Linked DNA regions of Homo sapiens: region 2 is linked to region 1. The links are chromatin loops, found by intact Hi-C in ENCODE. Cell type or tissue: CD14-positive monocyte. All regions are shown on one strand.

Evidence for each region. A loop is a pair of places that touch in the nucleus more often than their neighbours do. Peaks named below come from ENCODE experiments on the same cell type or tissue, not always from the same donor. Only the 100,000 strongest peaks of a DNase experiment are listed, where the experiment ranks them.
Region 2: it touches region 1 in a loop (2.4-fold over the local background); 10 of 110 quality-filtered maps call a loop at or near these places.

The regions. Positions count from the first base shown.
Region 1 is chr12:64,546,390-64,554,389 of GRCh38, reverse strand. It overlaps a transcript of RASSF3 not described here. Among named protein-coding and RNA genes, the nearest start is that of RASSF3-DT, 59 kb to the left of the region's middle. RefSeq lists an enhancer at 4,738-4,787. In CD14-positive monocyte, CTCF peaks have their summits at 4,431 and 4,631 (motif pointing left); a DNase peak (open chromatin) is centred at 4,629.
Region 2 is chr12:64,778,197-64,786,196 of GRCh38, reverse strand. It overlaps a transcript of TBC1D30 not described here. Among named protein-coding and RNA genes, the nearest start is that of GNS, 23 kb to the right of the region's middle. RefSeq lists silencers at 5,167-5,266, 5,347-5,626. In CD14-positive monocyte, no CTCF peak of the experiment used is centred here; DNase peaks (open chromatin) are centred at 3,496, 3,796 and 5,186; H3K4me3 peaks cover 2,904 bases; H3K27me3 peaks cover 4,358 bases.

The DNA.
Region 1 (8,000 bases):
AAGGTTGCAGTGAGCCAAGATCGCGCCACTGCACTCCAGCCTGGGCGACAAGAGTGAAACTCCATCTCAAAAACAAACAAATGAAAAAACCACACACACATTTCAATCTACTGAATTTGCTCTTGTCAGGATTAATCCCTCCATTTGCTAAGCCCAGTGCTCATCTGAATTTTGACAGCATTGACCCTGAACCTTTGCTTTCGTCACATTTTATGAGGGACAGTGACCCAGAGAAGAGAAAGATAGTCATAGGTCTGAAAAGAGAAGAATGTGTTCTGTTGTGTTCTTCAAATCAGAAACTGGGCCAATGGGCTAAAACTACAGGGAGACAAATGCATTCTTAATCCAAAAGTGCATAGTCCTAACCATGCCCCAGACAACTTTTTTTTTTCTTTCTTTTTTTTTTTTTTTTTGAGACAGGATCTCACTCTGTCACCCAGGCTGGAATGCAGTAGCGTAATCACAGCTCACTTCAGCCTTGGCCTCCCAGGCTCAGGGAATCCTCCCACCTCAGCCTCTCGAGTTGCTAAGATTACAAGTACATGCCACCATGCCTGGCTAATTTTTGTATTTCTTGTAGAGACAGGTTTTTGCCATGTTGGCCAGGTTGGTCTTGAACTCCTGGGCTCAAGTGATTCACCCACCTCCACCTCCCAAAGTGCTGGGATTACAGGTGTGAGCCACTGCACTCAGTCCAGACAACTTCTTAAATTAAGAAACTTCCCTTCTGGAGAAATGCTTACGTAGAGGCTGGATGGTCACCTGTTGGATTATAAGCCTGATTGGAAAGGAAGTCAGGTTGCCTGACATCCAAGGTCTCGTCTCCTTCTGAGATTTGGTGATTTCTGTGACCTGGACAGTGCATCAGATGTTTTTTGACCCCAAATGGCATACTTCTCTTTGCAAATGACATATTATCCTGAAGCATCTATCTTCTTGTAATTCTTAATAACTCTTCCAAATTTCTTTGCAGTAGTTTACCAGTACCACAATTGGCAAACTTTCAACTCTCCCTGGCCCAATGTCAGGAATATTTAACCCCCCGGTCCACCCTCACTTGTCAGCAGTTCTGCACTTAGACATATAGCTGTTTGCTTCCTATTTAAACTGAACCTAGTGTAATTATTGAACTGGACTTCTAATAATGATATTAACAAAGTTACCGAAAAGGAAAAGCTAACAACTTGCAGACCTCTAAAGTTGGTACTGAGCATATAAAATATCATGTGATATCAAAAAGAGATTGTGTGGAAAGTGCTGCAGGATGAGGGCAGACAGAAAACGTTTATAGACTCACAGGCCTTTGGTGTGTGGCACCACACCCGGCTAATTTTTGTATTTTTAGTGGAGATGGGGTTTTGCCATGTCGGCCAGGCTGGTCTCGATCTCCTGACCTCGTGATCCACCCGCCTTGGCCTCCCAAAGTACTGGGATTATAGGTGTGAGCCACCGAGCCCGGCCCCAAGTTGCTATTTTTGAAAATAAGGACGGAGGCCGGTGAGCAGAGATTGCGCCATTGCACTCCAGCCTGGGTGACAAGAGCGAAACTCCATCTCAAAAAAAAGAAAGAAAGAAAAAGAAAATAAGGATAGAATCAACCCAAATGCCCACCAATGATAGACTGGATAAAGGAAATGTGGTACATATACACTATGGAATACTATGCAGCCATATAAAGGAACGAGATCATGTCCTTTGCAGGGACATGGATGGAGCTGGAAGTCATTTTTCTCAGCAAACTAACTCGGGAACAGAAAACCAAACACCACATGTTCTCACTTATAAGTGGGAGCTGAACAATGAGAACACATGGACACAGGGAGGGGAACAACACACACTGGGGCCTGTCAGGAGGTGGGGTAGCGGGAGGGAGAGCCTTAGGAAAAATAGTTAGTGGATGTTGGGCTTAATACCTAGGTGATGGGTTGATAGGTGCAGCAAACTGCCATGGCACACATCTGCCTATGTAACAAATCTGCACATCCTGCACATGTACCCCAGAACTAAAAATAAAAATTAAATTTATCCTGCACATGTACCTGCACATCCTGCACATGTACCCCAGAACTAAAAATAAAATTAAAAAAAGAAAATAAGGGCAGTGGAACCCAGGGTTCAAATCTCTTGCCCGAGTTCTCCTGGGTCTCAGGTCTCAGCTTTCCCTCTACCCTTTCCTTTCTCTCTTTCCTCCTTCCCTTTCTAGCCAAGCGCCCTGGCTCCCCAAAGTAAATTTTCCCATGTCCTTTAAAAAACAAAGCACAGAGAAAATGTTGCTTGCTCAGAGTCACATTACAATATTTAAATAAAACTAACTCTAAGGCCCCCCTAAATTTAGGGTCTGGGTGTGACTGCATTGTTTCTGTTCTTGGACCAACAAACCCCAGGGGTTTTCTGATGGCTTTTGGAAAGCTGTTTGCTCTTGTGTAAGGCGGGTGGACGTTGCTGTGCACATCTCGTAATCTATTTGAAGATAATATCTCTCAGTCTCACAGAAAAACTGAAAATATTTTGGAAAACATTTCGTAGTTGTAAAACTAGCTGTGGACCTTTGGCAAGTTGGTTCGCCTCTCTTTAACTGAAGACTGCTGTTAACCACAAACACGCTTACAAACCATGTGTCTATGCCAAGTTCTAGGCTAAATGGACAAATACGATTGTTGTGAGTATTAAAGAAAACAATAATATTAGTTAACATTAATTGAAGTTTCCCACCAAACACCAGGCTAAGTACTTTTCTATGCATTGCCTAATTAAATCTCCACAGCAATGCTAAGTAGTAGACATGATTACATTTACTACATGCATATTATTTTTGAGACAGGGTCTTACTCTGTCTCCCAGATTGGAGTGCAGTGGCATGATCATGGCTCACTGCAGCCTCAACCTCCCAGGTTCAAGTGATCGTCCCACCTCAGCCTCCTAAGTAGCTGGGACTACAGGCGCGCACCACCATGCCCGGCTAATTTTTGGCATTTTTTGTAGAGCCAGGGTTTTGCCATGTTGCCCAGCCTGGTCTCAAACTCCTGGGCTCAAGTGATCCACTCGCCTCAGCCTCCCAAAGTGCTGGGATTACAGGAGTGAGCCTATTAAATACATTTTGCATGTTATAGTGCCCGCCTATTACATACATTTTATGGATGAGATTAAGTGACTTAACTAAGTCCATTCAGCAAATATGCGGCTGTATACCTTGACCGTCCTTGCTCTTAATCTGTGCATAGGTACTTTGTACATGTCTGGTACTGTAAAGTGCTGTAGAAGTAAGTCTAGTGGCCATCTTTGGGGGTTATGGATATTCCTAACATCTTCCTCTGGTCTCTGCCCCTACTTCTGAATTTGAATAAGGGTGAAACCAAGATCAAACAGCCATCTCGGGCAAGCTTGAGGAGGGAAAAGGAGTCATAGAAACAGTAGCCTAAGGAATGTGTGGGTGGAGGTGGGGTGCTGTGGGTTGAAGTATTCCCTTAGCAGTGAGCCGGCAGGATTGGAACATTTTCGGGCTTTATGGACATGAGCATCAGCTCTTTCTCTCTTTTTTTTTTCCTTTCTTTCTTTCTTTTTTTTTTTTTGAGATGGAGTCTCTCTCCCTCTCTCAGGCTGGACTGCAGTGGCTAGATCCTGGCTCACTGCAACCTCCTCCTGGGCTCACGCAATTCTCCCACTTCAGCCTTCCAAGTAGCTGGGGTTACAGGCACCCACCACCACTCCTGGCCTCCTTTTTCTTTTCGTTTTTTGGAGACGGAGTCTTGCTCTGTTGTCCAAGCTGGAGTGCTGTGCCACAATCTTGGCTCACTGCAACCTTGCCTCCCGGGTTCAAGCGAATCTCCTACGTCAGCCTCTGGGATTACAGGTGTGCACCACCACACCTGGCTAATTTTTGTATTTTTAGTAGAGATAGGGTTTCGCCACGTTGGCCAGGCTGGTCTTGAACTCCTGACCTCAGGTGATCCACCCACCTCGGCCTCCCAAAGTGCTAGGATTACAGGCATGGGGCACTGTGCCTGGCTATTTCTCTTTTCTTTTCTTTCTCTTCTCTTCTCCTTTTCTTTCTCCTCTCCTCTCCTCCTCTCCCCTCTTCTCTCTTCTCCCTTTCTTTCCCCTTCTCGTTTCCTTTCCCTTTCTTGTTTTCCCCTTACATGTTAAATATATTGAAGAATAATTTACACAAAATAAAACGCATTCTTCTTTGTTTCCTTAGTTTTAAAGCAAGATTTATCTCCTTTAGATTCCCAGTAGGAAAAGAGAAAAGAGAGGGCAGGAAGGAGAACTTTAATGGAGGTGGGAAGGGGGTGGGGGGCGCTGAGACTATAGATAAAATCTCTGTGTTATTTCTTCTTTTGTAAAATCACTTAATTTCTGTAAAACTTAATCACCTCCCTCATCAATCAAAGTGAGAATAATAATATCTTGATAGACTTGTGGTAAGCATGAAAGAATATCTGACAGACACAAAGAAGCTTAATTCATGTTAACAATGAAATGATATTGATATGATTGTGTCTAAACCTTAGGACTGTGCAAGGAGTGCTCAAAAACACAAGCAATCATTAGATATTTATTGTTTTTCTTTGAATCCGTGGCACACAGACAAACATATAGGAGTCAATGCTAGAGCTCCCTCTGGTGGCTTTGCTGTCACAAACACACCAACTACTGTATCCCTACCTCCGCTTATGGGGCTCAGGAGAGAGAGGCTGTGCTGGCTGCTGGCCGCCATGTCAACACCCCCCACAGGAGGGGAGCTTGGTAGAGGCCTTGCTACAGGTGCTTTCATCAGAAAGTTTTACCATTGACTCCTAATGATTAAGAATAATTAATTCCCCAGGTGTGAAATTGAACTGTGTGAAATTAGCTGGTATTGAATCTTTACTGACAGAAATGGTAACTTTATGTCATTGAATCTAGTAATTGCTGCTATAATTAAAAATCTGAGTGTGTAAAGTAGTAAATCAGTTACAAAGGAAACAAACATACAACAAAGGAAGCAAAGTGCACAATGACTTTAAGAATGACTTTGTGGCCTCTGATTAGCTTTCAACATTTAAAAATTCTTTTTAGAGATAGGGTCTCACTATGTTGTCCAGGCAGTTCTCAAATTTCTGGGCTCAAGTGATCCCCCCAAAGTGTTGGGATTATAGGCCAGAACCACTGCACCCGGTCTTCTGTAGGATCTACAACTGGCAGAAGAACAGTCTGTCTCTCCACATTTAGTCAAACCCCTCAGGGATTTTAATAACTAGGACTGTTTTCCTTATTTCCAGTATCTCTTCTAACACCTTCACCCTTATGTCCCCACCTTACCCCAATTAGAAATTCAAGTGTTGTTGGGCTATCGTACCCCACTTTTCTGGGAGTTCACTCAGACCTTCCCTTTCCTTTCCCACTTGGGAAAGGATCCACTCTCAGGGCCTTGAAGACAATTGATTGTGAAGTCCACATCCTCTGAGAAAGACCAGATCAAGGGCTTACAAAAATTACTAACCTCTGAGTCTTAACTTCACTAATGACAATTTGAAAATTGGAACAGATCAAACCACTGGATCATTCCCTCACCCTGCCCACCAAATCTTAAAGCACTAAGCCCTTTAAAATTGAATTTTAAAATGGATTTAAAATTTAAAGATTTTAGGTGGAATACATTACTCAGGAGACTATGGATGAATTTATAGTGAGCTAAGTTTGTTTGTGAACTGCTGGAAAGGGTATAAACTGGTATGAAGTTCCTATTAAAGAAGTTGGCAGTATGTATTAAGGGCTATTAAAACTCTTGACCGATAAATCCTCCTTCAGAATCTGTATTAAGGAAACAAGAAGAAATGTAGGAAAAGATTTTCATACAAAGATATTGTTGCAGCTTCATGTTCAACAGTAAGAAATGCACCAAAAGAAGTAAAATTGTTGGCCAGGTGCTGTGGCTCATGCCTATAATCCTGGCACTTTGGGAGGCCAAGGCAGGAGGATAGCTTGAGCCCAGGAGTTCGAGACCAGCCTGACCAAGATGGTGAGACCTCTTCTCTACAAAAAAAATAAATAAATAAAAATAAAAAAAACTAGCTGGGCATGATGGTGCCTGCCCATGGTCCCAGCTACTTGGGAGGCTGAGGATCCCTTGAGCCCAGGAGATCAAGACTGCAGTGAGCTGTGATTGCGCCACTGCACTCCAGCCTGGGCGACAGAGTGAGACCCTGTCTCAAAATAAATAAATAAAATACAATAAAAAATTTAAAAAGATATGAAGTAGAATTGTTAAATCAATATGAAAGATTCATAAATATTACACCTTAGAGCTCACTTTTTCAGAGAATATAGAGCGGCAGGAAACATGGTCACATTGTAAGGAAGGGTGAAAACATATCTATGTCTGTATCTATCCAAATACTGATTTCCAGTTTTACGAAGAAATACATATAGACAATGGACACTGAAAAAAGAGAGGAATGAAGGACACTAAAATACTAAGGGCAATTATATCTCTCTGGGTGGTGGGATTATAGGCAATTTTAACGTTTTTCTTAACCTTTTTACATTTTCCACAGTTTCTTTAATAATCATGCATTGTTTTTATAATCACAAAAATATATGCAATACAACAGGAATTTGATCCTGAATCAAGGTTGTGGGGGGGAAGAATTTGATTTGAAAAATCGATCAAAGTTGAGTTTCATCTTCTTCATGGTATTGAATTTAGAAACTGAATACCAGCTTTCATCAAACTCTAAAGCTGACAAATAACTAAATATGTTTTAAAATATTTTATAGTTGAAAAGTTCCTTCCTTCCTTCCTTCCGTCCTTCCTTCCCTTCTTTTTTCTTTCTCTTTTTTTTGAGACGGAGTCTCACTCTGTTGCCAGGCTGGAATGCAGTGACATGATCTCCGCTCACTGCAACCTCCGCCTCCTGCGTTCAAGCGATTCTCCTGCCTCAGCCTCCTGAGTATCTGGGACTACAGGTGTGTCCCACCACGCCCAGTTAATTTTTGTATTTTTAGTAGAGATGGGGGTTTCATTATGTTGGCCAGGATGGTCTCAATCTCTTGACCTTGTGATCCGCCTGCCTCAGCCTCCCAAAGTGCTGGGATTACAGGCGTGAGTCACCGTGCCTGGCTTTTTTTTTTTTTTTTAGATCAAGTCTCTCTCTGTCACACAGACTGGAGTACACTGGTGTGATCTCGGCTCACTGCAACTTCCACCTCCTGGGTTCAAGCAATTCTCGTGCCTCAGTCTCCTGAGTAGCAGGGATTACAGGTGTGTGCCACCACACTTGGCTCATTTTTTAATATTTAGTAGAGACGGGGTTCACCATGTTGGCCAGGCTGATCTTGAATTCCCAGGCTCAAGCAATCCACATGCCTCGGCTTCCCAAATGTTGGGATTACAGGTGTGAGCCACCATGCCTGGCCCCAACAATCTTTCAATGTCCTCTCCATATCAAAAAGTGGGAGCAAAATAAGAATGAGGGAATGGTTTTTGTGGTTCTTGGCCAAATTCTATAGCTTCTAGGAGTTTCTGCTTAAATAGTTCTTTTCAAGGACCAAATTGAAACCTTTCTGAAGTTTATCGCTCTATCAGTGCTTGAAGCCAACAACACTGGGGATTATAATTGGGTTGAGAGATCTCCTACATAATCAGCTGACACACATATCCAAAAGGCTAAAATCCTGGGTCTTGAGATATTGACAAGATTTAGAATTCTGTTAATGACTTGAGAACCATTGCATTTATCATTCATCACCTTTAAAGCCAATAAGAAAAAAAGTTAAGTGCAGTATCAAATCAATTCACAAGAGTAGACTGATTTGATAGACTATTAAAACAATGTATTGGCCAGGTGCAGTGGCTCACGCCTTTTATCCCAGCACTTTGGGGGGCCTAGGCGGGTGTATCACGAGGTCAGGAGATCGAGACCATCCTGGCTAACATGGTGAAACCCCGTCTCTACTAAAAATACAAAAAACTAGCTGGGCGTGGTGGCAGGCGCCTGTAGTCCCAGTTACTTGGGAGA
Region 2 (8,000 bases), 230 kb before region 1:
AACTGTCTGAGTTGTTCCTTGTTCTTAGTTCTGAGGGTATAAGCTTGCATTTAAAACTTCTCAATATATTCACAAACACAGACTGTTGGCTCAGCTTTCCTAACATTCTAGTTGCATGTGGCAAAAGAAGTAACCCAATTCCAGTACTTACTTCTCTTCTGTGACACAGCCTGCAAGCAGGCAGTCACAATATCACAGTTCCTCTGCACTTTATGCAGAAGCCTATCTTTCTGCTTCAGATGCCGAAGTAACTTGGCCGACTGGATGCCAATTCTGTACTTTAGCTCTCGAAGGATCGTCTTCAGTTCATTAGCGTCTATCAGTAAAGAAAAATAAGAATAACGATTAATACCTTGAGAGGAATACAAATTCCAGTGTGATATTAGTCCAAAGATAAATAGAACATCCATTTAAACCAACTAATTCTAGGTTTTCACTCAAGATTACATGTATGCATTCAGCTCGGACATTCCGATCAAATAAGTCACTCATTTATCTGCCCTGTCCATGAGACAGATACTGTAAGGTAAATTTATCCTTAAGCCTATCTGTAACATGGAGCAAAAACTCCTACTTTTACCATATCTAGCTCTGGCTGCAAATTTACTTTTCATTGCCTGAAAACTGGCATGTATATTTTGTACCACTGAAGTGTTCAGATGGTAAGCTTGCTAGAAAAGAATCTTTTTTAGTCTGTTACATTAATAATAAACCTAACAGCTAATTAAAAAAAAAAAAAAGTCTTTAAAGGCCAGGCGTGGTGGCTCACACCTGTAATCCCAGCACTTTGGGAGGCCAAGGAGGGCAGATTACCTGAGGTCAGGAGTTGGAGACCAGCCTGACCAACATGGAGAAACCCCATCTCTACTAAAAATACAAAATTAACTGGGAGTGGTGGCACATGCCTGTAATCCCAGCTACTCCAGAAGCTGAGGCAGAATTGCTTGAACCCGAGAGGAGGAGGCTGCAGTGAGCCAAGATCGCGCCATTGCACTCCAGCCTGGGCAACAAGAGCGAAACTCCGTCTCAAAGAAAAAAAAAAAAAAAAAGTCTTTAAAGTACTCATCTATGTTTACAAATGATGAGCTAAAAGTAAATAATTTTACCACATTTTGTAATGTAGATGAATGTGGCAATACTGATTTTGTTTTGAATATCCAGTCTTCCAATAGCCTAAAAACATTTTGTCTTAGAGGTACAATATTTCATCTTAGAGCCTCAGCAATTTTTCAAATATGGTAGAAAATAAATTTCCTTTACACAGATAAATTACAATAATTCTACATTCATAAAACTAATATTCACAACAGCAGTTTTTTTTTTTTTACTTTATTTTACTTTAAGTTCCAGGATACATGTGCAGAGTATGCAGGTTTGTTACAGGTATACATGTGCCATGGTGGTTTGCTGCACCCATCAACCCATCACCTAGGTTTTAAGCCCCACATGCATTAGGTATTTGTTCTAATGCTCTCCCTCCCCTTAACAGCAGTTTTTCTATAGGTCAAAACAAATTTGGGAACCAGAATTGTCTACTGTCTTTATATAAATGATCATTACGATTTGGGAGGAGGTTTTTTTTGGTCACATTTGATATGATTAGTCACTAGAGCATGATCTAGTAGGCAGGCAAAGCCTTCCACTCAACTTAACCTTAGCTAGCCCCCCATTAGAGGTTCTCTGTGGGGTTTGGATCTACTCATTTTTAAAGGGATATGGAGAAACTAAAGAGAATCAGAAGAGAAGAAAATAAATGCTCAAAAGTAGAAATGCACTCTAGAGATCAAAGTCAACTTTTGGGGTCTGTAACAAACAAATGCAGGGTTCTCAAACCTGACCTCACCATGGAAAATGCATTTGGCCCTGAGTTAAAAAGGACTGCTTTTGGATCAGCCAACTCTCTGAGTGATTTTTAGGCAAGGAAGTGTGCTCCAAGTCTCAAATTATGCCTAGCATACAGGATTATGCTGAGAAACAAATGGGTATGGTCTTTATAAACACTAACATAAATAACGCTTTAAGTAAAAATAAGGAATTACCATGAAGAAGAGGGCAAAGGCTAGTTCTTCCTGTCCCCCTAATTTTAAACATAGTAGGATATAATGAAAAGAGAACATTTAAGTTAAATGAAAATATGATTAAATATGAGAAAAAGCCTACAAGAGGCAACCAGAGGCTCTTCATTCCTAGATGCCTTCAGATAGAACAAACATCTTTCTCTGAATATTTCAATATTTTGGGCTGGGCACGGTGGCTCACACCTGTAATCCCAGCACTTCAGGGGGCCGAGGCAGGCAGATCACCTGAGGTCAGGAGTTTGAGACCAGCCTGACCAACATGGTGAAACCAAAGAACCAAATCAACATTTTCCTTCTAGAAATAAAAGGGGTAGGAATATAATCACAAAACATTTAAATTATACTTTTCCTCCACAAAAGGGTTCTTACATTATCTCATTTCCAGTGATCCCTAAGGTGCCTACAACTCCAGTTCTCTGAATTACATTTATTGTTCAATATGGGAAAATTTTTTCAGAGTTGAGGGTGAAAATGTCTTTTACAGCAATATCTGCTGGTATAGAAGCCTCTTGGGGATGGAAACAGGTCTCTTTCATCTTTGAATGCTCCATGACATCGGCCATAGCCTCTTACACAGTGTTAAATAACTGAGGAAAAATAAGGACATTGTCAACTCACAACCTGTGCTCAGTGTCCTAAGGAATTCCAGGGTATATGATAAAAAGTTATATCTAACATCTGTTGAGCACTTCATACACTCTAACTTATGTAATTCTCACCACAGCCCTCTGAGGTAGGTATTATTATTATCCCTATTTATAAGAAAGTGAGACACAGAGATGTTAAATAGCTTGTCCAAGGTCACACAGCTGGTAAGGAACTGCGGCCGGATATCAACCCAGGAGTCTGACTCCAAAATTCATCCCCTTAACCAAGGAAATACTGAAGAGAGCCCAGATGTCCTGAGAAACCATTCTGGTGCCTCACCTAAAGGACCTACACATGTTAAATATATAGCTAAATAAGTGCTACAGCAAAATCCCTGGCAGGGAGAGGAGACAATACACAGGCTATCAGTATTGTATGACATTCTTACTGAATGCAGAGTAGTTATATTGGGGGGAATATTTTTTGAGCCTGAGAAAAAGATCAAATAACCTGATAAGCAGCATTCTTTACGCAGACAGCTGTATCATCACCTGATACTTTAATCTTAGCACGCGAATGATGTTATCAATAAAGGGGAGAGGGAGCATGTTAGTGTGTGTATGTGTGCACACGTAAGCACGCATATGTGTGTATAGGACTATTATGATATGGCATTTTGTTCATCTTAATAGGGTTGACTACAAGGGAAGAAAGGTTTAACCAGCAACTAGCTATGCAATAAGACCGAACAGGCAAAACGAACTATTACAGGGCTTGTGGATGGTTAGTTGTGTGGCCACTCATATGAAATCCACTTGCATAGTTAGCTGTACCGTTACTACTTCTTTAAACTTTAGTCTGCCAATTTTCCTCTTCAAAAAGGAAATTACTAATCCCCAGAATTCCCTCGGTGATGAAAAATGTAAAACCTTGTAAAAAGAGAAATCATAATTCTTCAAAATTGATTCTGTTGGAGTCTGAAAGAACTATTGCCCTATGGGACTTGTGGCATACACAGACACTCTGAGAACAACCAAATAATTCTATAAAATGAAATGGCACAGCTACAGCCAAAGTCCCAGGCAGGGGGAGGAACCTGGAAGCTATCTGTAACAATCAGCTGGGGAAAAAAAAAAAAAATCTTCACTAGGAAGTCAAAAGAGGAAGCTAAAAGCTGTTTACGTAGGTCTGAGAAAGCAGACAGATTTATTCTTTTCCTAGGTTTTTTTTTTTTTTAATACAGTGAGGAGATGGGAGACTCTCCTTCCTCCCTCCCCTGGTAACTCAGCCCAAGGACATTACTGTCAAGAAATGTTATGGTGGCTCGGCATCTGTTTTCCATACGTCACCTCATTTTGTAAATGGAGGTCTTGATATTTCTATACCAAAAAAGACAACTCTAATAACTGTGTTACTGCCTGAAAGGCAAGCTATTATGACCAGATGAAAAAAAAAAGTGTGACACGAGCTCAAGACACGAGCATCAGAGTCTCATAACAAAAGAAACACCAAATTAGCCTCTCTCCCTGAAAGCCAAGGCCATTTTCTCAGGTCGACCTCTCCATGCCAACTGAAGGTACCAGCAGTTAAATTCTGTAATAAACCTCAACACTCTAGGGCCCTCCACTAACCTGCCACCGAGAAGGAAAAAAAGAAAACAAAACAACAACAACAAAAATTCCTAGTGAGCTGCCTGGAACCGTACGCTCTGGCAGAAATAGAATTCACACGCTCTGCTTCGAAACCGCATTATCGAATTATTCTGCCTCACTAGTTAAACACTAAGTGGTGTGACCAGAGAAGGCGGACTTTAAAAACAAAAAAACAAAAAAAAAAAAAGGAAAGAACAGCCCTACGACTCGCCTCGATTCTGGCGGCGCCCTCTAGGTAGGTCAGGTATACGTATCAGAACCTCCAACCCTGTCCTAACAGCTGTTCAGGTGAAATTAGAATCTGGGCTGCCTCTCCCCTGGGGCCTCCGCGAACACACCGGGAGATGGGAGGAGGGAAGAGCGGGGAAACTGCCCACTCCATCAACTGACGCTTGATTCAATTACTCCGGAGAACTTAAGAACTAAGTGTGGACATAAATCTGTGCCACGGTGGGTACCACCGTCAGATCCAAAGAGACAGTATCTGAGCGCTCCGCCGAGCAGCCCAGGTGCGCGCTGGAGCGCGGGCAGAGACGGCGAGGACAACCCGGCTCCAGGAAGCCCCCGGGACCCTGCTGCGCCCGGCCCTCACCTTTCTGCCGCAGGTACAGCATCTGATGCCGCTGGCTCGGTCGCTCCTGCAGCTCCTGCAGCACGCGGGAGTCGCCGGCACCGCTGCGGCCGCCCAGGACCACGTCGGAGCCCGAGGCCTCGGTGGAGCTGTCGAGGCTGTCGCGGCGCCGCCGGCGGCCCTCGGCCCCGCGGCCCCCGCCCGCCGCCTCCTCCTCCTCTGTGCAGCTGTACAGCTCGTTGAGCAGCCCGCTCACCAGGGACGCCGTGCGGCTTGTGCGGCCGCCGCACGCCTCGCCGGGCTCCGTGTCCTCATCGCCGTCCCACGTGTCCCGGGAGCGCCGCGGCCGCTCCGCCGCTCCCCGGAGGCGCGGGGCTGGGGGAGCTGCAGGAATCGTTTCTTCCTCCTGACTCTCCAGCCTCGCCTCGCCACCGCCGCCGCGGAATTCCAGCTCCGTCCGGAGCCCCGGGCGGCCCCCGCCGGTGGGAAGGACGTCCATGGTCCCCGGCGCGCGGCTGCCCGGCTCCCGCTGCTCCTCCCGCCTCGCGGCGCCGGCCAGTTCCGGGAGGAGGCGCGGCTTCGTCCTCGCCGGTGGTGCCCTCCCGGGCGCGGCGCCAGCGGGCTCTGGATCCCCGAGGTGCCCGGGCCTCCCCCGAGCCGGCACCTGAGCCGCTCCCCTCCGCTCCGGACCGGGCGAGAAGGAGACTGCCACGCCACTGAGCTACCTGGGGCCACCTGCTGCCCGGGCCCGGCCTCTACCCAGAGCGCTCTCCCGTGCGCGAGAAGGCGCAGGACGTGGCCAGAACACCGTTGGGAAGAAGCCAGCAGCACGGAGGGGGAGGGCGCTGAGGCCGCCGCCACCTTCACTTTTAATTAAGCACGTGATTTAACTCAAAAAGAGGGTGACTCTTGCCTCTTATTCAGCCGCCAGCTAGAAATAATGCCCAGGAGGGTTCTAAACGCCCATCAATAGGCCCAGGCCAGGAGCTCCTTCTTGACATACTCGGAACACAATACCAGCCCTTCTCACTTTCCCACCTGATCTGAGCGCCTTCAAAAGCCTTCTTAGTTTAGTCTCTGACAATAAGCTTTCTAAAACTCTGAACACCTGGCAAATATCTGGGACTTAATAACGCTGTGAACTTTTTTCCTCCAGTGAAAACCAAAGCACTGGATTAAAATCAACTAATTCCCTGATACAAGATGTAACCAGAGTGAGGGTTTAATAAATGTTCTTGAGATGACCGAACTGATACATTAATTGAGCTAGTTTTGATGATGGTAGAATCAAAAATTTACAAGATACTGTGAGAGATGTATCTTACACTAGACCTCAATAGAACTCGGAACTGCCGCTCCACTGTAGATATTTTTGTGAAGTTAATAATTGGCAACATGTTTAGCGCTTTTTGTATGTCAGGCACTGTTCTTAGAGATTTGCATGAATTATCCCACTTAATCCTCACTTTAACCCTATAAAGCAGTTAAGTGTCGTTATATTCTCACTTTTCAGCTGAGGGAGCTGAGGCACGAAGAGGCTAAATAACGTGTCCATTCACAAAGAATAAAGTGAACTTTTCATAAAGTGTCTGGCTTTCATTATGGATGAATATATATTAGTCAAATGCTATTAAATACTTGACCACACTTCCAAAAGGGGCAACAACACACCTGGTGAACAACACTGGTGTTTCGTGTTTGTTCAGCACAGTTTTGTCTTCCAAGGCACTTTCATAATAGAGCCTGACCCTGCCGGTAGAAATCTGGTGTACCTTGACACCAGCACTGCAATAAAAGGGCCCTTTTTGAAACTGGAGTTAATATGAGACAAGCAGAAGTTGTACTTTTCGCTTAGGTATTCGGAATTTTAAATTATACTGGAAATATTATTTTATGGTTTTATAACTATATTAATGACTATTGTTACCATTTAATGTTTAAATGTATGAAATGAGAGTAGAATTCATTATTATATTGCTGTTTTGTTTTTTGAGGTCTTTTTCCCTGTTGTCCCTGGCATTCAACGAGTTCCAAGTCCTCCTTCGTATGCCAAACTTTGCAATGAGCAGGACTTTCAGAGGAGTAAACACTGAAATTGGACCTATTTTTTTAATTGGCTTCCCAGCCCTTTTTATCTCTTCCCCCTAAGAAGAGATGTGATTAACTGTTAGTCTTCAGCACTATTCTCATTTAGGGAATCTCCATCAGGAATTACAGGTAAAGAAACTCAAAGTGAGCTGAAGGGAAAAAAGAGACCAAGAAAACAATAGGTTATTGACATTCAACATTTCTAAGTTAATAAGAACTTCAAAATTATTTCCCATTCCCCATCATTACCAAATCTAAAGAGAGGAAAATGGCAAACTAAAAACTAACAAGGAAAGCACGCTTAAGATCATTGTACTTATGGAATGATCTTCCCCTAGATATTGGCATGACTCTGCTCTCACCAAGTCTCGTCTCTGCTTAAATGTCTTCTCTGTGAGCCGGGCGCGATGGCTCACACCTGTAATCCCAGCACTTTGGGAGGCCGAGGTGGACGGATCATGAAGTCAAGAGATCGAGACCATCCTGGCCAACATGGTGAAACCTCGTCACTACTAAAAATACAAAAATTAGCTGGGTGTGGTGGCCCATGCCTGAGAATCACATGAACCCAGGAGGCGGAGGTTGCAGTGAGCCGAGATCACGCCACTGCATTCCAGCCTGGGTGACTGAGTGAGACTCCATCTTAAAAAAAAAAAAAAAAAAAAAAAAAGGCTTCTCTGTGAATCACTCCATAACCACCCTATTTGACATTGCAGCTCCCCATCCCCCAGGTTTTCCTTAGTTCTCTTCCTTGTTCTTTTTTTTCCCATAATACCCTCTTCCCACATACTACAGTATATAATCTACTGATTTATTTTGTTATCTGTCTTTTGCCACTAAAATGTAAGCTTCCGAGCGCAGGAATTTTGTCTATTTTGTTCATTGATATATGCCCATCACTTAGAACAATCCCTGGCACATTGTAACTGCTCAATAAATATTTGTTTAATTAACTAATTGAATGAATACCATGAAAACCAGAGAAAAAAACAACCAATTACCTACTTTCCTAAGAAAAGTTAA